Regions from separate parts of the Mus musculus genome. Here all the other regions are linked to region 1. A link is a loop called in an ENCODE intact Hi-C map of the cell type or tissue named here. Cell type or tissue: left cerebral cortex. All regions are shown on one strand. Region 1 overlaps Dscam (DS cell adhesion molecule). Region 2 overlaps Dscam (DS cell adhesion molecule). Region 3 overlaps Dscam (DS cell adhesion molecule). Region 4 overlaps Dscam (DS cell adhesion molecule). Region 5 has its middle 71 kb from the start of Bace2.

Region 1 (5,000 bases):
GCCAGGAGGAGGGCCTGAGCCTGAGGGCTGTGGAGACTGGGTGGATGGAGAGGTACCTGAAAGTGACTTAACAGAAATGCTGACTGTTCACGCTTTCCAGGCTCCAAAGGGGACACCCTTTGGAGATGTGGCTTGTCTCATGTCTCCCACTCAGTGTCATACCTGTACCATTCCTAGGGTCCCGTGAACTTCTCAGTCTAGCTGTCCTCTGCTAGGGCTGGTGGCATTCCTCTTTGGGTGGATTTTTGGGTCTGGCAGGTAGAAAAGCAAATCACTGTCTCTGAGTCCCTTGCGTTCATCTCTTGCTGTCACTGCATAGATGGAGGGACTGGGATTCAGGTGCACTTTGCTTCTTCTTAACCCAACCTTTGGGAAGGTCTGGTTCTCGGGACAATAAGATGGAAACTGAAGCTCAGTGAGATCTCCCAGAGAGCTATTGGGGATGTCGGCGTGTCACTGAGCCAGGCAACTCTGGGTGAGAACTTGGCATGGGTGTCTGTCCATCTGTGTGAACCCCTGAAATGACTGGTTGTTAGAAATAAAACCCCCAATAGGCTCCTTTTTTAAAAAAAATCCCATATTTGTGGAAGCTTCTTTGTTAGCACATACCTTGGGTGGAGAGCTGTGTTCAGGGAAGCTCTCATTAGCAGCCAGTTCCTCCTTTATTTGATAATGCCTTAAAAAACTAAAACCAGAAGAAAACAAAAATACCCAAGGGGAGGTTTTGCTCCTGACCAAACATTTACATTTGAAGTGCATTCTGGGGTGGGAGATTCCTGCTGAAGGGGTTTGAATCTGTCTCTTCCTCAAGCCTGCCTGGAAGGTGAGTTTTCCACGAGGAGGCACACACTGGCTTGTATGTATGTATTTATTCTCTGTTTGAAAAGCAGCTTTACATCTGCCCCAGAGAAGCTCATTACAGACATTACAGACAGGCCTTGCCTTCCTCTTGCCAAGCTGTCTCCTTGAAATGGAAAACTAATGGGTGTCAGATCTGCACCATGTAGCTGCCCGGCATTCTCTTTGATCCAGTGCAGAATGTGTTTGTTAAAAAAGCTGCTTTATTGATTTTTTTTTATTATAGCTGCTTTTTGCCATGTTTAGATCATTTGTACATATGCACATCACAATTTTTGTGACATCAAAGTGTCTAATAAGTTCACTGTGCTCAGGAAACATCTTAAGAAACAAAGGGGTCTCTATTCTGTAAAAAAAAAAAAAAAAAAAAAAAAGTCTGCTTCTTAACCCCACTGTAAAGGCTGTTTTCACAAATTCTGCTAGAATTGCTTAAGTGTATTTTAAGGGTTCTTCCAGAATTCCTCACCTTCAAAACTGTGCCTCCCATGACTCTACATTTAATTGGTTAAATCTGAGGGTGGAGCTCATATGTACTCAGGACAATGTTGACAGGATGCTCTGTGTGTGTGTGTGTGTGTGTGTGTGTGTGTGTGTGTGTGTGTGTGTGTAAAGCTGAGTAGCAGGCGTGCTCATTATTTATTAGCCTCAGTTATATGCCTAGGTGTCTGCTCCTTCCCACAGCATCCTTTTCATCCACGCTCAGCCCTCGCAGCTTCTGCTGTGGTTTTCATCCCATATGTTGCTTTTAGCAAGGAGGATATCTGGGTGTGCAGGAGGCAGCCCATGTGGCCTGGCTTCTCTCCCTGGATGCATCTGTCTCAAGTCTGTACCTACTGAGGGATCCTCCCCTGCCTGGATAGACCACTGTTTATTTTCTCACAGGAAGAGAAGAAAGGTTGGGCTCTTTGTTATGAGAGATTGCGGGTGAGGACATTATAGGCATTCATTTGCAGGCTTCGTGTGAGCACAGACTTAAATTTGTGAGCTGTGTGGCTGTAAATGTTTAAATCACTCTCATTTATGATTTTAAAAAAATCCTCAGGCTTTTATCAGCTTGATGGAATCCCACTTGCATATTTTTTTTTGGTTGCCATGCTTTGAGGGCGGGGGGTTATTGTTCCAAATCATTGTCCATCCCAATGTGCTGAAAGCATGGCTCTTAAGTTTTCATAAATGGCATAGTTTGAAGCCCTACTATTAAGCATTTGCTCTCTTAGTGCATTTTGAATGCTTTGTGTGACTTCCTCCTTCTACCTATGGACAGCTAGCTCCTCCTGCACATTTATTTAGTAGACCATCTTTCCTCTAGTGTATGTTCTTGGTGCCTTTGTCAGAACTCAATTGGCTGAAGATTTACTTATTATCCCTGTTCTATTCCACAGGTCTACATGTCTGTTTCCAGCATTTTGCTTTATTTTCTTTTATCAAGAGTGTTTGGCTATTCAGGATTTTTACATTTTCCTCTGTGGCTCCATTGTAAACATTGGCCTTATTCTTTGCAGTGGTGCGTAGATCACCATTACCATTTTGGTAGGAATTTCCTCAAGTCTATACATTACATTTAGCTGAGTACTCCTCCAGTAATGATCCTTGTAATCCTCGAACATCAAGCCTCTCTCTGCTTTCTGTGTCTTTTTCGGTTTCTTTGGTTGGTGTTTCGTAGATGCTGCTGTGACAATTTACTTCTCTTGTTAAGTTTCTTTCCTGGTGTACTTTTCAGCTGTTGAAAAGAGGTAACTTTCTGTTTCAGAAATCGGTGCTTTTCACACATCTAAGCCACTCTTCTGTGCAAGCCAACTCTGCATCTGTATCTTGGCTGACTTCATTACTGGATCTAGGAGTGTGTGGTGTAGCCCTTGAGATTTCCTAAAATAGACCATATCATCTGTAAACAATGACAGTTTTGTGTACTCTTCTAATCCAGCTGCCTCTGTTTCTCTCTCTTGAGTGATTGCTTTGGGAAGAACATCTAGTATTATGCTGAATAAAAATACTGAGGCATATATTCTCATTTTGTTCTACACATGAAGCTGACAGCCTTAAGATTTTCTCAGTTCAACATAAAGCCAGCTGTTCATACATACACACACATGCACAAACACACACACTCCCACACGCATGCATGCATACATGCTGTGCACATACATATGCATGGATATGTGCACACATATGGATGGATATGTGCACACACATGCATACACATGTACACACACACACTGTTCTATTGTGTTGAATTCTCTTCTGTGCCTCATCTATTCAGGTTTTATCATAGATGTTCATCGTGCCAATGTGATGTGTTGTTTGTCGATTTGTAGCTATTAAACCATCCTTGTACCCCTAGGGTAATTCTTGTTTGCTCATGGCAAATATATTTTTAAATGTGCTATTGGATTTGGTTTGCTAACTTCCTGAGAATTTTTTTCACCAATGTTCATTGAGGATATTGGCTGACAACTTTCTGTCTTCTTGTGTTTTTCTCTGATTTGTGTGTCAATGGTAGTGCTGGCCTTCTGGGATCTATTTGCAAAAACTCACAGTTGTGTTAATTTAAGTAGAACTGGTATTACTTTGCTTTCAATGATTAGTTGAATTAAACAGAGAAATTATCTGGTTTGGGTACTTTGGGGGGATAAATTTAAATTACTGTGTCAATTATTACTTGTTATCAATTTTGCCTTCATTCATGGTTTAGCCTCATGTTAATGGAGTATGTGTCCAGGAACCTGTCAGTTTCTTTTTGCTCATTAAATTTCGTGGCATTTAGCTGTTCGTATGAGCTGTTTAAAAATAGTTTCCAGTTCAAATTTAATCTTACAATAAAGAAAGATTTGTTGACTATAGAAGTCTTCATGGCCACATTTGTAACACTTACAGATATGATGGAAAATGAATTTCTAGAGCTGATTATTTTGTAGCCTTATTATAAGTAGAAATTTAATAAAGTGCTAATGAAAACAAGACACAATGGGCTCACTGAAAATAAGTTATGCAAACAAACCTAATTTCCTTTCTTTTAAATAATTAATTTCATTATATATTGGGGTAATTTAAGAGATATAATATTTTACTTCATACTTGTGAAAAATGGAGAAATGTTCATTATATAAAAATAGAGTGAATTACATTTTATTTAAAAATCACTGTTCCCAGGCTCAGCATGGTAGTACATGCCTGTAACCCTGGCTATTCATAGAGCAGGTTATTGCAAGATCCAGGCTAGCCTGGCTACACTATAAAATATGAAGTTCTCATTGAAACAGAAAAAATAAATAAAATGATACAAACAAAACCAAAATAACAACAAGAACCCAGCCAGCCTTGTTACTCCCCGACAGTGATTTTTTTTGAGCCTGTCTACCTGGAGGGTTCATCTTAACTAGATAACATTTAGTCACTCATAATATTCAAATTAAGTCAACAAGAATTTACTAAGTCAAGCAGAAAATTAGATTAGACAAAGTACAATTGTGCAGAAAATTCCTGGGCAGAACAAACTCAGACTTAGGGTGTAGATTTGTGACTCTCTTCTGAGAGAACATGAAGCTGAATGTAAAGGTGGGTAGGAAGAAGAGTATTATGGCATACAGTTGTGGGGTGGAGTCCCCCTCCCCAGCACTGCAGCAGAGGAGCACCTACCCCTACCACAACCCCAGTACTGCAGTAGTAGAGATCACCTACCTCCACCCCAACCCTAGCACTGCAGCAGTAAGATGGGCAGATACCTGGGACTCACGAGCTAGCCAGCCTATTCTACTTGGTGGTCTCTAGACCACTGGACGATACTTGATGGATGGCAATTAAGGCTGTCCTCTGGCCTCCATATGCATGAACACACATAAGTGCACCTGCATATAGGCATGCATACCACATACACACACAAAAATTAAAATACTATGTGCACATAGTAGTTTCTTTTATTCTTTAGATAGATCTAGGCCAAGGACACATGCAAAGACTGTCTATTTTATATTTGAGGCCTGTGGTAGTATAAAGAGCTGGAAAGAGGTGATGATTAGCTCCCTGTGTCTGCATCTCTCACACATCTCATGCCACTGACTGGGCACTGTTACAGACATATACATTCTGACTGTCACATATACAAAATAACCACACACACACACCCCACAACTGGTGTGTTAAAG
Region 2 (5,000 bases), 91 kb after region 1:
GAGAGAGAGAGAGAGAGAGAGAGAACAGATCCTATTTGAAGATTTTCTATTTAAACTTACCAATTTTCTCAGCTTTGTGGCTGGTTTTTCTTTGCTTACCCTGAGCTCCCAGCCTGCTAGGAGACAATTGCTTATGTCCAGTCCAGTGCTCCTAAGCCCGAGGCAGGTTGACAGTAACAGAAAGGCATCCTCCAAGGAGCCATGAATCAGTTCTAGCTCAGAGGAGCCTTCTTGGGTGCTGATGCCCTACAAACGTCCACTCCGATGAGGCTCATTTCAACTCTGCCTGATGATGAATGACTGCAGAAACGCAGTTCAGGTCACCTCAGAAATTGGAGGGATGTTCGGTGCGCCTTCTAGAATTAGTTTACGTCATGCCCTAAAAAGCCATTTCAATGCAAAGCACTGCTGTATTGTGGGTCAGAAGGCTAGACCTGATGGTCTTCCAGGCTAATGCATGAAGCTGAGAGTATAAGCTGAGACTATCAAGAGGAAAGGCCTCCAGGGCCAATGCTGAAGGTCATGTATTTCCAGCCATCTCCCCTTTCCTCTTTTCTCTCCTCCTCTCTTTTCCTTCCTCCTTCTTTTGTTTACTGAAGTGAGCCACAGGAGGTTGTTCTTGATACCCACATTAATTAGACCAATTAAACATATATGAGTCCTTTTATTAGCCCACAACCAAGAGCAGGCTTATGCCTCAGATTCTTGGTGCCCAAGCTCAGAGGTACAGCATTTTAAAAGACAAAAACCACAATTACACCAGTGCTCAAGTGGGGGGCAGGGGAGGGCTGCATCAGGGAAGGGTTGGGGTATCTAGTAGCATCTGTTTTCTTGCAAAGCTTAGCAGTATTTTCCAAACACTACACAGCAATAATTATTTTTTATTTATACTTCCTCTCAATTATCTTAGTTTGGTGTTTTAGCTTGCCCAAACATCACTTAGTTTGGTTAATATGTCTGGACAACAGCCAGGTCAGGGACAGCCCCTTGTTGCGGAAGTAGATATGGCTGTTGGGGGATGAGAGGCTGAAGCATTTCTTGGCAGAAACAAGGCAGAGTTAGGACAAGATGGTGTCACCATAGCCATTTCATTTCTCATGTATTGTTCATTACCACAAACTGCCTTATACCTGACACTGAATTTGCAGAACCAGCCAGACGCAGAGGTCAGGGCATAGTGTGAGTCAGGAAAATGTACTCATCCTAGGCTGTACCCCACATTCTAAGACATACCAAGATGGCCCACACTGTTGTGATCCACAGTCTAAGCATGGCTTAGGTGTGTGCTCCACTGAGGAAGCATGGTTTCCATTTGTGTGATCCACTGGCTAGGCATGGCTTCAGATGACCACCCAGCTATCTAGGACTGACCTCTAGGGACTGAGTGGTATTCTTAAGATCTGCTTTGTCAACATCCACCATACTTCAGGGCTTATTTTATTTTCACTACAGTGAGTTTACAGGACACATAATTATAAGTTGTCTTAAATAATTTGATATACAGGCAATATAAAAATATTCAGTAGATTTTAGCAAGGTTCTACCTTAAAATATTTAATAATTGTAGCATTAAATTTAATGTTAATTTTCAAAAGATATTTTATAGGCTCCTTGCATATACATATGAGAGCTGAGCACATGTGTGTGTGTGTTTGTATATATTTACAGAGATACATAATATTATATAATGTACAATAATTCTGTTCAAATTTCAATACTTTATATTTAAATAAACATGTTCAAAACATTTTAAAGTTAAATGTATAAATATAAATAATAAAAAGTTTATACTGAATTTCACCAATTGTTCAGCATAGCTAATTCTTTAAATTTGCCTACATATAATTTTTTAAGTTGGGTTTTTTGTATGTGTGGTATATGGGTATGTGGGTGAGCTCCCCATGTGTGTGCATGTGGAAAGCAAAGGCTGACACTGGGTGTCTTCCTCTGTTGCTTTACATTTTAGTTTTGAGGTAGGGTCCTTCCCTCAACCTGGTTCTCACTAGCCCCTAGAATCTAGCAATCTCTGTTTCCCTTTCCTGGAATACTGAGGTTACAAATCCCTTAGAACTGTGCCCTGCTTTTATGCAAGTTCTGAGGATCCCCTTGCTTATACAGCAAGTAATTTACCCACCAAGCCATCTCTCCAGCTAATTTCATTTGTTTATTACAAGTCTCTGTAAGAGCTAACAAAGGCTAGCTTTCTCTGTTTTTCCTTCTGTGCCGATTAAAATTAAGAAATGAATGTGGTGGTTCCTGTTTTTAGAAAGTGGATGGAAAGGAAATGCAGTTTTTTTTTTTCTTCGATGTGGCATCTGGACAGTTTTGTGGATTAGCTCAGGATGGGTACAAGGCCAAGAACAACATTTAGTTGTGAAATTCTATATCAGAAACAAGGTCTTGAAAAAGGTCTGTAAAGATACATCAGGAAGTTTCAAGGTCATTCCAAGGACATGGCGAAGTAGAAAGACAGAAAAGAGAAGTTTTGACACTAGGAATAAAACACAGCTGCCAGTGCTGGTGACCCCCAGAAAGGGGACACCTGGGAAAGCTGCCTTTTGATTTTAGTTTTCTGCATTCTTGTGTGTAGCAGGTTTCCTATTGTCTCTGCCTCATAAAGTCAAGCAGCCACGAAGGCCTTATGTCCATAGCTCTGTGAGGGGTGAATAGAGGTGTGTGTTTCCTGCTTGGCATCCAGCTTGGTTGGTCAAGGAAGGAGCCAGCTACAAGAGATGACAGCATGCAGAAAGCCACAAAGAAAGCCTGCCTGGACTCTCTCTAAGAGGTACTTGGTGACTTGCACCAAATTAATAAAGGAACAAAGATTCTTAGTCAAAGATTTTATTTAACTCCTTAACTTATGAAGGAGTCAAGCACTAAGATACTGCAGATGCTCCCACTAAGGATATGACTCACAGAGGTTTGTAGTCTCCAGTGTGCAATCTCTCCCTGCAGCCCTAGGAGCAGGAGGCACAGTCAGGATGGGGTGAGCCATGAAAGCCCACCCAGCCACACACTGCCCAGTCATGATGGGCAAGCCATGGAAACACATCTAGCAAGCTCTACCCATCAAAGATTCTCTAAACTTTCTCTCTGGGGGTGAAGCAGGAAGAAATGTTTTATTTTGTTTCATGTGCATGGCTATTTTGCCTACATGTATACCTATATACCACACATGTATCTGATGCATCTGGAGGCCAGAAAAGGGCATCTGATCTCTTGGGAGTGGAGTTGTAGACAGTTGTGTAACACCATGTAGGGCTAAGAATCAAATATGCGTTCTTTGGAAGAATAGCTAATGCTCTTAACCAGAACCATCCCTCTAGCCCTGAAAACATCAACTTACAAGTTGGGATTTAGATTTTGTTTCCAAGTAGGAAAACTACTGAAGATTAGAAGGTGGGACATGGGGCCTCTTAAAAGGAGACCTGTATCTAACATCTTTTATCCATTAGGACTGCCTCTCTGGCTGCAAAGTTCAGTAAAAACCACTGTACTCTTTGGGGAAATGCTACAGGGGATGTTTTCAAGACCCTTTCATTCCAGAAGCCTCCTATATTAGTAGAGCTAAGGAATTAGAGAAGCCCTGTGCATACTGTACAGCTTCCTATATTTATAACCTAACCTATAATGTTTAACTGACAAAGTAGGTGCAATAAGAGCGTTAACAGTAACTGACAGTCAATAATACTATTTATTAAAACAATAAGTTGATACATATGCAGCTAGAGACACAAGCTCCGGGGGGTACTGGTTAGTTCATATTATTGTTCCACCTATAGGGTTGCAGACCCCCACCCCACCCCCAGCTCCTTGGGTGCTTTCTCTAGCTCCTCCACTGGGGGCCCTGTGATCCATCCAATAGCTGACTGTGAGCATCTACTTCTGTGTTTGCTAGGCCCCAGCATAGTCTCAGAAGAGACAGCGATATCAGGGTCCTTTCAGCAAAATATTGCTAGTGTATGCAATGGTGTCAGTGTTTGGGGGCTATGGGATGGATCTCCGGGTATGGCAGTTTCTAGATGGTCCATCCTTTTGTCTCAGCTCCAAACTTTGTCTCTGTAACTCCTTCCATGGGTGTTTTGTTCCCAATTCTAAGAAGGGGCAAAGTATCCACACTTTGGTCTTCGTTCTTCTTGAGTTTCATGTGTTTCGCAAATTGTATCTTATATCTTGGGTATTCTAAGTTTCTGGGCTAATATTCACTTATCAGTGAGGCAGCCTAGTCGGCCATCAGTGGAAAGAGAGGCCCATTGGTCGTGCAAACTTTATATGCCTCAGTACAGGGGAACGCCAGGGCCAAGAAGTGGGAGTGGGTGGGTGGAGGAGTGGGTGGGGGAGGGTGTGGGGGACTTTTGGGATAGCGTTGGAAATGTTAATGAAATAAATACCTAATAAAAAAATTTAAAAAAAACAATAAGTTGAGTGACAATCCCTCTGAATGGCATTTCTCCTCTAAGCATCTCACCATACTGTAGGCCTTCCTTAACAGGCTTGCTACACAATCTCGTTCTTAACATTGAAAACTGGTGGCCTAATCTCTTGAAACAAGCCCTTCCAGGCACCTTCCTTTGGAATATCCAAATAGCAGGCATCACTATTCATGTGTTGGGGCCCTTTTAAAATTAAATAATGGAGCAAAGTTAACCTATTAAATAAACATATTGACCATCTGGCTTTATTTTCCCTTCCAAATAAAAATATCCTAATTAAATACATAAATTGATTCTTATGCAATTAATAATTAAACATCTCAAACCGCATTTATCTATCACAGGTTGGCTGATAAAGGTGCTGGTTTTCCTACTTACTATGTGAATAGATTCAACGTTAATTTAAAGGAAGAGGAAAACCTTTCAGAAATTTTTAGATAAATATTTGCTAATTGATAAGTAAGGCAAAATCATTAGGAATCAGTGCTTATTTGAGCATATATGTATGTCAGCTCTTCCATACCTCTGCCTTTTAATACATTTTTAACCTAAATGTATAAATAATCA
Region 3 (5,000 bases), 310 kb after region 1:
GCAAACTGCAGCATTGCAGGTGACATCATAGTAAATGTTTAATAAACATCAGGCTGCCTCCTCCATCAACGCCCTTCTGACTAGGAAACTGTGACACACTGGAAAGTTGGCTTAGGCCATCCTGCCCTTGCTTCAGTGGGCACCAGGACAGCTGTGGTTAGGAGCTCTCTCCTGGCCCCATGATGACCACCCCCATACTGTCATGTTGGGCACTGAATACAGCCATTGTGAATGAAGAATAATCCTTACACTAGAAAGACTTGCCCAGAATCTGAAAGTTGATGGACTAGTGTCAGGCTAGGGACCCTCATGCAGGTAGTTCATGCCTACAAGCCATGACTAATATGAATTCCCTTTATTCTGCCTTCCAACCTCCTGGGGTAAATGTCACATGACACAGTGAAGCTAGAGAAAAACGTGTGTCCAGAGTTTACCTAGTAGCATTTTATTTCCAAATTATAAACCTAGGCCAACGTTCCTCTCTCCTACAAAAATTGAAATTAAAAATTTGCCTTGAAATACATTTTACTTAATGTTTTCAGCCATCCACTTAATCCTTAGGCTATGAAAGATTACAAATTTGCATTTGCTTTAATGAATTAATCCACTGGTTATGGTTGGGGATATGGGCACTTTATTAAAAATGCACATGTGTCTCACAGATATGTAAGGAACTGTCAGGACTTCTTGTATTAGCAGATCTAACATCTTCCCCTTCAACAAGTCAAGAAAAACAGGCTTCAAAGCCCTCCTCATTCCCATGGAGTAGAATGGACTTTTCTGGACCCTCAGGTGGACCAGGAAGTGCAGGTTCTATTGGGGGTTCAGCCCCCCCCCAGTCGGGAGGAAATTAGTATTTGTAATAGAAACCCATAGAGCCCTTACCACCACCCAGCTTTATATCAAAATGCTCAATACCTATCTTTTCTCATGAAAACCTTTGTTCTCCACAGAGAGATCCGGGTCACAGATTCACACTGCAGATAACGTGTGTATCTAAAACAGGAACCACCCCGCTTACTGCTCCATTTGGAATGTACTCTGTGCCTTAACACCTCCACCATCCTCAGGAAAGCTTGCTTAGCTCAGCCACAAAATCAGCCTGCCTCAAGGACCAAGGTCCTTTCTCTCCAGCTCTTGGCAAGCCTTAGAGCGTAAGCAGGCGGAAAGCCTCAAGATGAATAAAAAAAAAAAAGATGTTTTATATTTAGATATTAGATGACAGCTTTTGCCATCATAAAATAATAGTGCCGTGCTTGTTTGCCCTGCCAGGTTGGAAAGTTTATTTGTATAAAAATAAATCCAGTGGCCAATCTATTCACTTTGAAAAAGAACAGTGTGGGAGGGGGGAGCGTCTCACCAGGTCAGCAGATCCCCACATAAGCCATGCTACTGCCATTTGTACCTGGATGAGCTTCAGCCACATTCCTGAGAGGGGAAACAGAGTGGCTTATCTCAACTTTTTGAGCTTCTGTTCACCATGTGTCAATGCCTGACACCCCCCCCCCCCAATTCAGTTAAAGGTTGCCCATTACCCAGGTGTAGATGGGAGGCTCATAGTTAGCCCTGTGAATCTTCCCTTCCTTGGGTATAGACGACAGACATGAAGCAAGCCTGACTCCAGAGACCCCTGCTGCACACCACTGGCCTCTATTTGCTTCGAATTTTCACCTTTGAATAAGGATAAAAAGGGGAATGCCAGGGGCTGGAGAGACGACTCCATTTTTTTTTTTAGCAGAGTTTGCTGCTCTTGCCGGGAATCTGACGTCAGTTTCCAACACCAAAGTCTGGTTGTATCTTCTTGTCATCATGAAACCCAGAATCCCCACAAATTCCTCAGTGTGGAGTCTCCCTTTCTGAGCTCTTGTATCCTGGATCACCTGGGTTTTCTGCAGCTGTGTACCACTGCACATCACTGTTGGGTCACCCCTAGGCTCAGGTGAACAACCTCTTGTCCGACCGTCCTCTTGACTCTTTGGGTAACTTTTCTTTTCCCCCTTTCCCTCTCTCAGTGCCCTGGGCTAACCTTCAGCAGTGTAAGCCTCACACTAGGTGGTATTGTCCACATCCTTGTCAGGGTCCCTTGAGCCCAGAGCCTTGTGTCAAGGAGGTACCTGGCTCATGCTTGCCCAGCCTGATGCACAGCTTATGTAGGAAGCACTTTACTGTGGAGCAGTTGTGCACGTGGAACATGGAGAAAATGAGTAAGACAGTTGCCACCCAATGATGACAGAGGACTGCATGCATCTTAAGAGAATTTGCAGGAATCTAAAGGAAAATGTTAATTTATATTCCTCCATCCCCAGAAGACTATTCTGTAAAGGTTTCTGTGGAGGGAAGAGAGATGGAATAGACATTAGGAAGGCTTGCCCATGGAAGTCACCAGCATCCATGGTGATGGAGTGAGCTGTGGGCCTTTCCACATCCTGGCCTCTTTGCTGTCACTCTGTTTCTTTAAGGATGAAGAAGATTGGAGAGAGGCATATAAAAATGCAGTCACTTGCAAGCCGTTCTAATGGATTGACATGGTACTAGTGTTGTCATGGAGATCAAAGAGAGGCCCTTAAGGATATGGGGGTTGAGAGGGATTGAGAGGCCAAAAGGAATGGTAGCTGCCGGGGGGGGGGGGGGGGGGGGGTGGTGGTGGAGAGGGATAGGGAGGAGGTCTGCAGAGAACAGCAAATGAGAGAAATGAATGTCAGGAAATCAGGACCATTACTAGATCTGGGGGTGGCAGGGAGGGAAAGGAATAATTAAATAGGGTAAACAAGTAACCTTTCACAAGAAGCAAGCATAATGGCAAATGTGACCTCTGCCCCAGAGTATACAGTTCCTTCAGAGGGATTCTAGAAAAGGAGAAGAGATATTACTCACTTATGAAATCACAGGTGTGGGTGTGTAACACCAGGTTCCAGGTGCAAAGGGGCTCACTTGCAGGGCTCCTGAGCTTGGACATAGAGTTACTTTGCTTGTTCTGTTCCCAGGCACATTAAGTACTCTTTTATGTGTTTTAAGAGGAGTGCTTGCCAGGTGGGATTTTGCATAAACCTATAAGTTTCTCTCCAGTGGTGTGGTGGTTTGAATAAGAATGGCCTCCGTAGGCTTATATGTTTGAATGCTTAGTTATCAGGGAGTTGCACTACTTAGAAGGATTAGGAAGTGTGGCTTTGTTGGAGTGGGTGTGGCTTTGTGGAAGGAAGTATGCCACTGGGGGTGAGCTTTGAGGTGTCAGTATCCTGTGCAAGGCCCAGTCTCTCTCTCTCTCTCTCTCTCTCTCTCTCTCTCTCCCTCCCTCCCTCCCTCCCTCCCTCTCTCTCTCTATCTGTTTCTCTCTCTACCTCTCTCTTCCTATTTCTGTATATCTCTCTGTTTCTCTGTGTGTGTGTGTGTGTGTGTGTGTGTGTGTGTGTGTGTGTGTTTGTCTCCCTCTCTCTCAGCCTAGGGATCAGAATGTAGTTCTTAGCTACTTCTCCAGCACCATACCTGCTGACTGCCATGTTGCAACCTTGGTGTGGACAGAACAGGAGGAGGACATGTTAGTGACCATGTTCCCAGAAGACCTGGTACTCAGGCTCACAGCCAGCTCCTATGAAGCAGCATGCATGCAGAGGGCTTCTTGCTGAGTAAGTCTGAGGAAAGGTGTTGAGGCACTACCCTCCAGAATGAGTAGGGTTTGGGGAGTAGAATGGAGGAGAATATTTTTTGTGTAGCAGGTGTTTCTCAGATGGACTGTGTAGGAGAGCTGAGATGATGTTGCTGCTGGTAGAGGTGACAGTGGTGATAGTGGTGGCATCAGACATGGCAGGGACCACGGAGGTTTGGGCAGTTGGTTTGCCATCAGTGAGCATGATGCTTCAGAGGCAGGGTAGCAATGGCCTTGATCTTCCCTCCTGCAACATGCTCCTCATTTTTTAGGACAGTATTAACAGCCTTGTCTACAGGATAGCTAGCAATTCCATGAGGTACCAGTAAAGGAAATACAGGCAATAGCATAGAACTTATCCAAAGCATAGAAGATGGAATGATGTCACAAATGCATCCCCTTAAGCTAACCCATTTCTAACAGAGTAATAGCAAAAAAATCCCTGCTCATCAATAGCCAATCAAAATGCAGCTTTAAAAATAAGGCAGTCTACTGCAGGGACTTGAGTCCCACAGATAAGGTTAAAAATGGAAAATCTAGTTTGCAGAGGTGCTAAATAGCATTTGTGGTTGCAAATAAGTTGCAAAGCAATAATATGAATGTGGAAGAGCACTTAACTAAAGTCAAACATCAACATAATGGAACACTGTTCTCAGAAACCGTGAAGCAAAGAGGAGACTGTGATCTGAATAACATAGCAACTGAGAAAAATCAAACACAGAACTGTAGACTATAAGTGGAGGATACAGGAGGGAACAAATGAGAAAAATGAACCAGATTGAAACATGCACAGGCTCACACAGGACTTTCAACTTAGGCTCCTAAAGAAAAATCAAGTAATGATTCTACACCATGTTTTTGCCAAAGCATAAAATAAGAACAGCAAATGCTTTATTCCAGAATAAGGACAGAAATATAGATATTTAAGATAATATAATTTTTATAAATTTTAATTTTCATGTTTCTTTCACTATTTTATATGTGTATACAATGTATCTTGACGTTATCCACTCACTCCTCTCATTACAATGTATCTTGAGATTAACCACCCCTCATGTCCTTTCTTTACAATGTATCTTGATGATATGCTATTCACCCCTCACTTTTCTTCTGGCTCCTCCAGGACCAGCTCATCATATCTACCTCTCCATTTCATGTCTTTCATGTATAACTTTTAACCTCCTGAGTCCAGTTAGTACTGCCAACATGCACAGGGCTATGGGGTCACTCAGTGAGGACATGGAGAACTTACCAATGGCAGCAATCCTAAAGAAAAGTGACTCTACCTTCTGCTACCATCAACTATCAATAACTTCTCAGAGAAGAGTGGGGCCTTGGAATCTCTTTCCCTGCCTAG
Region 4 (5,000 bases), 160 kb before region 1:
GAGTGAAATCTACCACATGGAAAATATATGCAAAGATTGCTCATGTGCACCTGGGTAAAGTCATGCAAGAATTATTTGCAAGACTTTTAACATCTGTTGAGAGAATCAGTTATTGTTGCAGTAAAATGCATAGGCAAGTTGCTCTGACCCCATCAGCTGAAGGCCAGGGAGCCGCCTTATGTAAAAATGGCCCTTCCTCTATATGAGCAAGCATGGAAAAAAAGCCTGACTCCAGAGGTTTGGGCTTTTACATTGGTGTGTGTGTGTGTGTGTGTGTGTGTGTGTACACAGATTTTTGGATTTTCCAAGGATGGTGTTTAAGACATACTATGCAAAATATTAGTATATATATATATATATGTATATATATATATATACATACATACATACATATACACACACACACATATGAACCTGATTTAAAATGCTGCCTTTGGCCAGAATATATTTCAAAAATATGAAACTAAATACTACCTATCTAATATGAATGGAGTCTTTTTTAAATTTTTGGTCGGCAATTGCAATATTTTGGCCTATGTTCATTTTGGAAAAAGTACCCAAATGTGTGGTAAGAACCACACTGGTTGCTAGGCCTCAAACACTAAAATGCCCATTATAGCCATATTTTCTTTTTCATCTGTAAAATATTATGCAATTGGATATTTGGGTAAGAAGCAGAAATGTCCAGTCTGTGTTTCAGACAGTCTGTCTTCATCTGAACAGTAGAAAGCAAGTAATGAGGGGCATGTTTGCTTCTTAAAGCACCCTTGCTGGGCAGGCTGCAGAGGGTATTTGGGGCAAAGACCAGAAGCAAGAGAGCAGTGCCTGCATGGGTTAAAAGCTTGTGAGTGACCTCACCTGAGAAGGTGCAGAGAGCCTGTGAGGTAGCTGATGCTACCCCTGACACCCTGGGAATATTCCCAGGACAGCTTCAGAGGCACACGTGTGTGCAGACACACGCGGCTGCCTGTGTACTCGGCATGCACACCCAGCTGCAGCAGTTCTCTGTACAGGGTCTCTTGATTTTTAACCCCAGTGAGTCCTTTCTAGTGTAACACTCCTGACAAAAGCAGAGATGGCCTCCTAACAGGCAGAATGGGGGACAGGTTGCAGGTTTATATGGTCTGTGTGATGGCTGCATCCTGGCGCTGCTCTACACACACCTTTGACATTGACTTTTCTTTGGCCATGAAATCTTGAGCTTCACTGCATTGTGCTCTCAGGCTCCCGGAGGCTCATTAGCTGTAGTAGAAGAGGGTGGAGTGACGGTGGAGAGATTATCAAGGACAAGCTGGGTGTGCAGCACCTTTGGGACTCTGCAGATCACATGATAGGGCATTACAGACCTGACACCCGGTATTTTATTCAGTCACAGAAGCAGGGTTTTTTGGTTTTTTGTTTTTGTTTTTTAATAAATACTGGTGCATCTTGAAGACTTTAAAGTAGTATTTTAAATTTTATTTTCCTTAGAAATATATCAGCAAAAAAAAAATCTCTCTCCCTTATATTTATAGAGAATGGAGATTATTTCTGATAATTTCAGAGTTCATCTAAAATTTCTAGGCTTTGCACAGAAGCTGCATGCCCCTATAAGATGCCTTCTGTAGGCAAACAAAATGCCAGGCAGACCTTTAATAAATGCCAGCCAATCTGCCTCCTCTCCTTCACTACCCTCCTTGCCACTTGGGTGTCACCAAAGGTTTCCTGCTGTCTGGGATACTCAGCAAGTCACAGGGCATATTCTGCACCATGCATACAGTGTGTTACTGGGGGGGGGGGGGATGCAATTTTTGCCTAAATAAATAAATAAATAAATAAAATCTTCCCATTTAAATCCCTGAGGCCTGAATGTCCACATAGGTGACAAAATATTTTATCATGGATGTGTCTGGAGAAAACAAGGAAGGTGACTAAGGCTCAGCAGGAGTCAGCTCAGTGCCATAGGAACTTGATGTCAAGGGGGAGGGGCTGTCTTAAGATCTATGAGCACTGTGGGAAATGGGAGTGTATGTATGTCTTTTGTTGTTTTAAAATAAAGTAATGGCTTTCCCCATTTCCTGTATTTACAAAGTCTTGATTGTGAATGTGGTTAAGCATAATTAACATGGCAATAGGCTGGACATTCGGGGCGTTTTAGAATGAACCCTCCCATTTATCTGGCTTTTTAGTGAGGCTCACCTAAGCTAGGTAGGTGCCCTGGGGCTACCCAGGCATATGATATACATTTTCTTGGCCATGGCACTCAGGTGCATGCTGGACCTAGGTGGCAGGCACTGTGAGCCTGGGAGACACGGAGCTGCTGCTACCTGCATGCCAATTGTGTCCCCGCCATAGGACACTAGTGGGCGGCAAACCTCGCCAGACTCATGCAGCAAGCTCTCAACAGAGCAGGCAAACCTCTGCCTCCGAGGACGCTCCACACACTTGTATAGGGCTTTCCTGAGACGCCGCCTCCCCAGTGTCCCTCAAGTTCATTGCGCCCAGACTCTATAGCTCTGGAGGTGGAGTTTTACACATAGCGATTATGTTCAGGGTTTGGCAGGTCAGAGATGGTCTGCAGCCTTTGTTTTCATTTATACAAAGAAGGACGCAGCTTGCAGCAATGTCTCCAATCCCGGAAGATGCACAGAGGGAAGGGTGGTGTCGGGAGTCCATAGTCCACAGAGAGGTGCATTGGTTCCTCCCTTGCACACTGCCCAGAGAGCCCAGGGGTGGTGCGTGCATCTTGGAGGGGGCAGCTCCTTGCCTGATTGGCTGACCTTCCAATGTCATTCCAGGAGCCGCGGGGCCTCTCCTCTGCTGCTGGTGACAGGGGCTATGCTGGCGTGCTGCTTGTCCGCAGTCCGTCAATCTCCTGCAGCTGTGGCTGCAAGGCTCTGGGGGTCTGGAGCCGCGCCCCACACCCACACCAGGCAAATCGGGCAGCACCTGTTCCTCTGGGTCAGCTTTAACTCTTCATATTCTGAGGATCTAGGTGCAGAAATTCTCAGCTCACCTCTGTCTGCCCCCCCCCCCCCAACACCTCAACTATATTCACGTTCCTTAATGTTTTGAAAACCTAAGCTAATTCAAAGTTGTATTTCCTTTGCTATACGCTTGGCGAGAATGAAGATTCCGGCAGCCCTGTGGTGTATGATGCTGCTATGAATTCTGAGGGGAGCATCAGAGTGCCTTCTGCAGGCAGCAAGCTCTCCACCTGGGCTGCAGGAATGAAGAGCCAATGGGAAGGGCAGATCCCTGAGTTAGTTCAAAGGCCAGACAGCTTCTGCCCAGATGCTCAGAGGGCCAGGTTCAGCCTCCATTATCCTTCCTAAAACCTTGTGCTCTGATGGCTTCAGGGAAATCTATAGCTTGTCAATTTGAGGGTTACCTGAGAAGTGATTCAGTCTCAATAGATGCTACCATGCATGGGCTGAAATGTCTACTGTGACCAAGTGTGTTCTTTGTATGAAACAGAGTGCAAGTCCGGGTGGAGATAAATGAGTGAGAGAGGAAAGTGAGTCATAGCCTTCCACCCCATTCAAGCCTTTCCTCCTCTCTCCACTCAAAGGCTTCTTTCTAGCTTCCTTCCCACCCTGGGTTCTTCACCCAGTTTGCTCTCTTCCCTCCAACCTCTGCCTCAGCTGCATAAAAAGGATGGGTGAGCAGCTGGCAGCTTCCCTCAGCCTGCCTCTGCTTTCTGACAGGCAGCTGGCCTCTGGCTGGAGAAGCGTTTGTGCTTTACAGATGACTGTGGGGTGTACTGTCTTACAAAAGTGACTCGCTCACATATGGAATGTGCTGGGACTTTCTCTTGGAGACACAGCCTGCTCTGATATCCCCAGGTACCCTTCTTGGGATGCAGTGGGGCTGGTGTCTCAACCAGTGATTTTATCTAGGCCTGGGAACCCTTGTTCTCCATTGACAAGATTTAAATTCTCCAAATCTGACATTCAAGCTTCCCAACAACTCCTGAGAATAAAAATAAATAAATAAATAAACCTCCAGCCTTTTAGTTTTAAAGCCTTAATCATGTCTATAAAGTCTTGCTCCTATTTTCGTAAGTCTCAAATGGCTGCAGGTCTCTTGTCGATATCTTAGTTTGCAGCAGAGTTGAATATATACTTGGTATTTCATCAGAATAACATGGAAAGATTATATTTTAATCGTTGTTAAAAATACCAGTGTTACATACAAGGATCTAATGTTGTAAAGATTATAGTCTACTTCTTTTGATTTTTGGAGATCAGCAATTTATTCTGTGTTGATCAACATGGGTGATTAACTCTCTTAGATTATGTAAATATGTAAATATTTACATATTTACTTATGTCCACTTAATAGAGAAAGGATGGACCCAGCTGAATAGGTGTCTGATGAGATAAGAGGTGACAGAGGGAGATGGAGTAACAGGGATTGATTAATCTTGCCTATATCCCTATTTAAGTTTTTTTTTTTTCCTTCAGAAGACAGTGAGTAAGATTTAAGAGTGAGCAAGCAGTCCTATTTATAGAAAGCCAGTTTGAAATGCAGGGGCAAAGAACCCGAAAGATATAGAAACTGAAGGGTTGCTTCCACTCTAAACTCCCCTGTGTTCCTGGCTCCATACTGAACATTGTCAAAGAGACAAAGCGAATCACCCTTATGGAAATATTCAGAACCTGTGCCTGGCTCTATGGAATATTCTGGCAGTTCAATCCCTGTTACATCCTCCCTAGGCTTGAGAACAAACTCAAGTGAGTCTGAGCTGGAGCTTGGAGGCTCAGGGAGGACATGGTCTCTGTGGTGCTGCCACTAATATTTATGCCACAATAAGCATGGTCTCCCCTAGAGACTCCACGGCAGAACACCATGGGGATGGAATCAACGCAAGCTTTCAGAGAACAGCAATTACAGAGAGAGAGAGAGAGAGAGAGAGAGAGAGAGAGAGAGAGAGAGAGAGAGAGAGAGAGAGAGAGAAGGGTTTACACTGAGGATCTCATTATTGTCACAGGGTCCTCTTTGCTAACCTGTTATTAAAT
Region 5 (5,000 bases), 280 kb before region 1:
AGATTTTAAGCCAGCAAACCCCACTCTCTCTCCAACTCCACTGCTCATGTTTTTCTTTGAGAATTGTCACCTTCAGACAAGGCATTGCTGTCAACTTCCTCCTTGCCTGGCACTCCTTCACTGAGTTCTCTGTCATTGGCTGAAAAGACATCTTGTGCTAAGGGCCCTGCCTGGGAACATGTTTATATTTATAAATACATCATCTTTAAAGTCAGCACCAGAGGTTGTTGCCTACACTGCGTTCTCCCAGAAAGGCCTGGTCTCAGATTGAGCATCTCATTGTGTATGAACTTGGTACCTTGGCTCTATTTTAGAATGCTCAGTTCAGTGTAATTACTACAGTTTCTAAAGGAGTTACTGTGTAATTGCCACGTAGTTTATTTCGTGGTAACTATGCAATTAACTTGTCTCGTGTCTCTAAACGGAAAATACTGTAATTCTAATACAAATGTGTGGACTGTTAGTGTTCTTCGCCACGTTTAAAGTATTGTAGATGTTTTCTTTATTTTTCCTTCCTTTTCTTCAAGTAACATATAAAGTTTAGTCCATTATTTCTTCTTTCTCCCCTCCTCTTCTCCTCTCTTTCCCCCTTCTTTCCTTCTCTCTCCCTTTTGTCTTTTTAGGCTAAAGAAAGTTAAGATTGCTAAAATTTTGCTGGAGACCCCTAAATTATCAAGAAACTTGAGACATAAATATAGCAATAGTAGCTAAATTATCTGCAGGGATGAGTGCTGGGTTGGGACTCTTAAGAACCTCTTGAGGTCTGAGGGAAACTAAGAACGAGGCCAGGAGAAAGTTGGTTGGCCTGTTATTTACTTTCCATTGTATGACAGTTGGGTATATAAGGGAATTGGCTTGACTTGAGCCCTTTGTGTTTTCTGGCACAGGTGGGGCTAGGACTTGAGGGTGGGACTTGAGGCTCTATGAATGTCTTCAGGATATTCCACCTATTGTTTAAGGCAGAAGAAGGAGACAGATAGAATTGCAGAGTAATAAAAGGCTTTACAGACTGGAAGCAACTTCAGGGCTAATTACATCCTAGAAGAAAGTGGGATGTGCCAACTCAAGGACTTTTCCTTTCTTTCTTCCTTCCTTTCTTTCTTTCTTTCTTTCTTTCTTTCTTTCTTTCTTTCTTTCTTTCTTTCTTTTTTTTAAACTATCATTTGTCTGTGGTCAGCATAGTTAGTGTGTATATAGCACACTGAAATGATGGCTGAATTTCCCCCCATCTGACTCAGGGCATAGCCCTAGGCATAATTTAGGTCCATCTAATAGACCCATCTGTCCATCCCTCTATTCCCATATCCAAAGCATATAGAATGCTTAGGCTCTGGGCAAGAAGGAAGACACACTTCTGTCTAGTGGGAGTAACCCACAATTAAAGGATAAGCAGAGAGCCTGATGCTGGAGCTCACTCACAGCTGGGAGAGCAACTCGCTCCAAGCACAAATGCTGTGTGGGCCCTGGATGCTCTCCAAGGTGCCGAAGAAGCAGCTGCAACCCACCCTCCTAGAGCATACAGAGAACAGATGGGAGGACACATGAGCACACGGAGAAATTGTGGGGGATGCCATGTTCTGTGTTCTTCAGGGAGAAGGAGAAAATATGGGGAAGGCAGGGCTGTACTGGACATGAGGGCCAGGGAGGAAGGGTTCTGAAATAAGTGATCAAGTCAGAGCCTTGCCCTTGGAGACATTTGAAGAAAACAGCCTTTAAGTGTGGAAGCTGGAGACTTTTGTTTGTGGAGCAGAACGCTGGAGCCAGTGACCTGGGGCAGAAACCCCAGAACCAGGCCAGAGAGACTGAAGACAGTTGCATGGAAAGGCTAAGTGTGTAGGGCCTCACTGCCATCTTGGCTTTTCTGCCTGCCGGGAAAAGTCATGGGGAGATTAGATGTCCGTCACCTAAAATTCCCATGCTCTTGACAACATCTCAAGATTCTGGTTGTCAAAAGTGAGGGTGATGGATGTGATGGTTGTCCTGGAGGTGGGATGGGGCCCGAGACCCCAAAGCACCCCCTTTCTCTGCTTCTCACATACGCACACAGACGTTTCCTCACCCTGCTGAAGTAGGAGAGCCTCGGACTCACCATGACTTTTCCTGGAGGCTGTGGAGGAAGCTCAGAGCAGCTGTGTCTGGAGTGCCTACAGGCTTGGCGGGGGCCTAGTGAGCATTCTTGCCTAGGAGGTGGTGAAGTAATTAGCTGGTGAGCTGTTTTCTGTTGGGAAGAACGGGGTGAATCATGCTATCAGAATGATACAATTATACTGGGTATGTTGTGGCAGCATACTGTGTCTTGATGTGTAGTTGTAGTTAGCACGTAAGTGATTGAGCATTTCTGCTGGTGGAGTCCCTACTGGGAAGTATGACTAATGTTGAGGTGACAGCCCCTCACATATAAAGTGTGTTCGAAACAAAGGGTGGCACCAGGACCAGCTATGTCCTTGGCTCTCACCCAGGCTTCAAGCTCCCATGCAGTCATGTTCTTGTATGAGTTTAGACAAGAGTGTGGGAAGGGGGCTCTCAAAGCATGATCATGTGTATATATCGACAATTTATGTCATGTGACAAGGTTGCTTTTTTTTCTTGTGTGCATGTGAAATGGTCAGTGCACATGTATGTAGAGGTCAGAGGTCAGCTTTAGCTGTCATTCCTCAAGCACTGTGGTTACATTGTTGTTTTGAGACAGGGTTTTTCACTGACCTGAAACTCACCACATAGGAAATATTACCTGGCCTGTGAAACCCAGAAATCCTCTTGTCTCCACCTCCTCAGTGCTAGAATTGTCCATGTGTTCCTCTCACACTCCCAGCACTTTTTTTGTGAGTTTTGGGGCTCACACTGGAGTTCTCATGCTTACAGGACAAGAACTTGTCTAAGTTTTCCCCTAAAATCTTTAGGTCCTTTAGAAACCTTAGGTCAAATATTGATTGTTTTCAGGGACCAACTTATTTATGTATGTATATATATATATATATATATATATATATATATATATATATATATATATATATATATATGTATGTATTTCTGAGACAGGGTTTCTCTGTATAGCCCTGGCTGTCCTGGAACTCACTTTGTAGACTAGGCTGGCCTCGAACTCAGAAATCTGCCTGCCTCTGCCTCCCAAGTGCTGGGATTAAAGGAATGCACCACCACTGCCTGGCTTGGGCCCAACTTATTCCAAGACAGAGTTACTCTATGCTTTGGAGGGTGGGCCCAAGCACAACTCAGTCTCCATTACTTCCCACATTCTATTCTGAGTACATGGCTTTTGCTTTGCCTTTTTTTCTTTTCTGTTTTTGTAGAAATCATTATTATATTTAGAATTCTCAAGTGTCAGTTTTCTCACAAGCATCTCTGGTATCCAGGGTTCCAACAGCCTCTGAGCACCACATATGATGGGCACCTTCCTCTGAGTTTTCAGTCACAATCTGCTGATTGTTTACAGTGAGTGGATTTTTCACAAATACTCCTCTTTGAATGGAATTCTCCTTTTTAGTCATTTCCAGTGTCCAAACATTGCAGGTATAGACTCATTGTGTTTGGTGCTATATGGAGGCCTTGGTGGTCTCCTGGCCATCTGATGACCACTCAGCAATATGTCCCAGCTTGGGAAGTGGAGGCACAGAGCCCCGACTGACCGTGGATGGATGGCTACAGCCAATCAGTAGGCTCTAGAACATGCTGAGGCTGGCATATATGACCTGCATGTGGCTGAGAAGTGGGTGGGAAAGGCTTCCATTCTACTTTTATCTCTTTTTGATCTGGGACCTCGGTTTCAACAGAGCCTGTGGGCACTGACAGACAGCAAGAGGCCTCCTTATACCTGACAGCACCCGCCTCCCCCCCCCCCCCAGAAGCATACACATCTTTGGGCTTCAGCACTGACTTTCAGGGGTTCAAGTCCTCCAGCTTTTCCAGAAAGGCTGCATCAGTGACAGTCTGCTTGCTCCACTCTGACACATGGTGAGATGTCAACATCTCCTAGTTACCCAGGCTCCCTTTGACTTGATCTCCTGCTTGTAGCTCAGTTTCTAAGCACCCATGCAACAGCACAAGAAGGTGTCACAGCTCCCTGAAATCCCAGAACCTGGAAGACGGAGACAGGGGATCCCTGAAGTAAACCAACTAACTAGACTAACAGAACCAGCAGGCTCTTGGCTCAGGTGAGAGATCCTGGCTCACTATACAATATAGTGAGTGACTAAGGAAGACATCTGATATCAACCTCTGACCTCCACAACACACACACACACGCACAGGCTCACACACACCACATGCACATACAAACCATATACTATACACACACCAAAGACATATATACACATACACATGCATGCATGCATGCAAACCATATACCATACATACACATATCACACACATACACATACCACGCATATATACACACACACCATACACACACATGTAAACCATACACCACACACATACACACACTCATACCCATCACATACACACTCAAATCACATAACACACACACACACACACACACACACGTGTGCACACGTGAGAAAGCACAAGGAAAATTTATGTCGTGTTGGATATCTCTTCACTTATGAGGGTTCCCATTTTATTGTCATTATTACTACACAGTAATTTTTGTCATCAAATCATATCTGTGGTTGTGATCAGTGGTGTGGTCCTGATTGCCATAATAACTGATATTTGTATTTTACAAGTCTTCAAAATAATCTTCTCTGCATTGTATCTTCCTTCTTGCATTTAAGGCAGAATTTGATTTACTTAGAAGAGTTATTGAAACACAGACTTCTAGATATCTATTGAATGTACCTGCTATAATGATAGAGGGTGACATATGGGCATTGTGTGTGGGGTTGAACACACCTTCTTTGTTCTATACTTTCACAGTCCAGAACAAGGCCACTAGGGAGGCCTGGGTCTGGATCCAGCCTTGACTCCCCCAGGCTCCCACACTCTGACTTAATTAGCCCCACTCCTCAATCTTCCTCCCCTGCAAT

The links. A loop is a pair of places that touch in the nucleus more often than their neighbours do. Peaks named below come from ENCODE experiments on the same cell type or tissue, not always from the same donor. Only the 100,000 strongest peaks of a DNase experiment are listed, where the experiment ranks them.
Region 2: it touches region 1 in a loop (2.8-fold over the local background); 2 of 42 quality-filtered maps call a loop at or near these places.
Region 3: it touches region 1 in a loop (2.1-fold over the local background); 4 of 42 quality-filtered maps call a loop at or near these places.
Region 4: it touches region 1 in a loop (4-fold over the local background); 6 of 42 quality-filtered maps call a loop at or near these places.
Region 5: it touches region 1 in a loop (8-fold over the local background); 3 of 42 quality-filtered maps call a loop at or near these places.

Annotation. Positions count from the first base shown.
Region 1 is chr16:96,998,955-97,003,954 of GRCm38, reverse strand. The region is part of intron 3 of Dscam (DS cell adhesion molecule); the gene reads left to right. Among named protein-coding and RNA genes, the nearest start is that of Gm32432, 120 kb to the right of the region's middle. In left cerebral cortex, no CTCF peak of the experiment used is centred here; DNase peaks (open chromatin) are centred at 888, 1,608 and 2,596; H3K27ac peaks cover 496 bases.
Region 2 is chr16:96,908,297-96,913,296 of GRCm38, reverse strand. The region is part of intron 3 of Dscam (DS cell adhesion molecule); the gene reads left to right. Gm32432 (a long non-coding RNA gene) reads right to left here. Exons shown (of 2, transcript XR_876307.3): 1 at 1-5,000. Among named protein-coding and RNA genes, the nearest start is that of Gm32432, 28 kb to the right of the region's middle. In left cerebral cortex, no CTCF peak of the experiment used is centred here; a DNase peak (open chromatin) is centred at 2,866.
Region 3 is chr16:96,687,813-96,692,812 of GRCm38, reverse strand. The region is part of intron 16 of Dscam (DS cell adhesion molecule); the gene reads left to right. Among named protein-coding and RNA genes, the nearest start is that of Gm32509, 29 kb to the left of the region's middle. In left cerebral cortex, no CTCF peak of the experiment used is centred here; DNase peaks (open chromatin) are centred at 1,043 and 2,244; H3K27ac peaks cover 1,135 bases.
Region 4 is chr16:97,163,362-97,168,361 of GRCm38, reverse strand. All of the region lies in intron 1 of Dscam (DS cell adhesion molecule), which reads left to right. Among named protein-coding and RNA genes, the nearest start is that of Dscam, 4.9 kb to the left of the region's middle. In left cerebral cortex, a CTCF peak has its summit at 2,340 (motif pointing right); DNase peaks (open chromatin) are centred at 929, 2,371, 3,602, 4,576 and 1 more place; H3K4me3 peaks cover 2,171 bases.
Region 5 is chr16:97,283,408-97,288,407 of GRCm38, reverse strand. No RefSeq gene overlaps it. Among named protein-coding and RNA genes, the nearest start is that of Bace2, 71 kb to the left of the region's middle. In left cerebral cortex, no CTCF peak of the experiment used is centred here; DNase peaks (open chromatin) are centred at 70, 1,479 and 2,184; H3K27ac peaks cover 427 bases.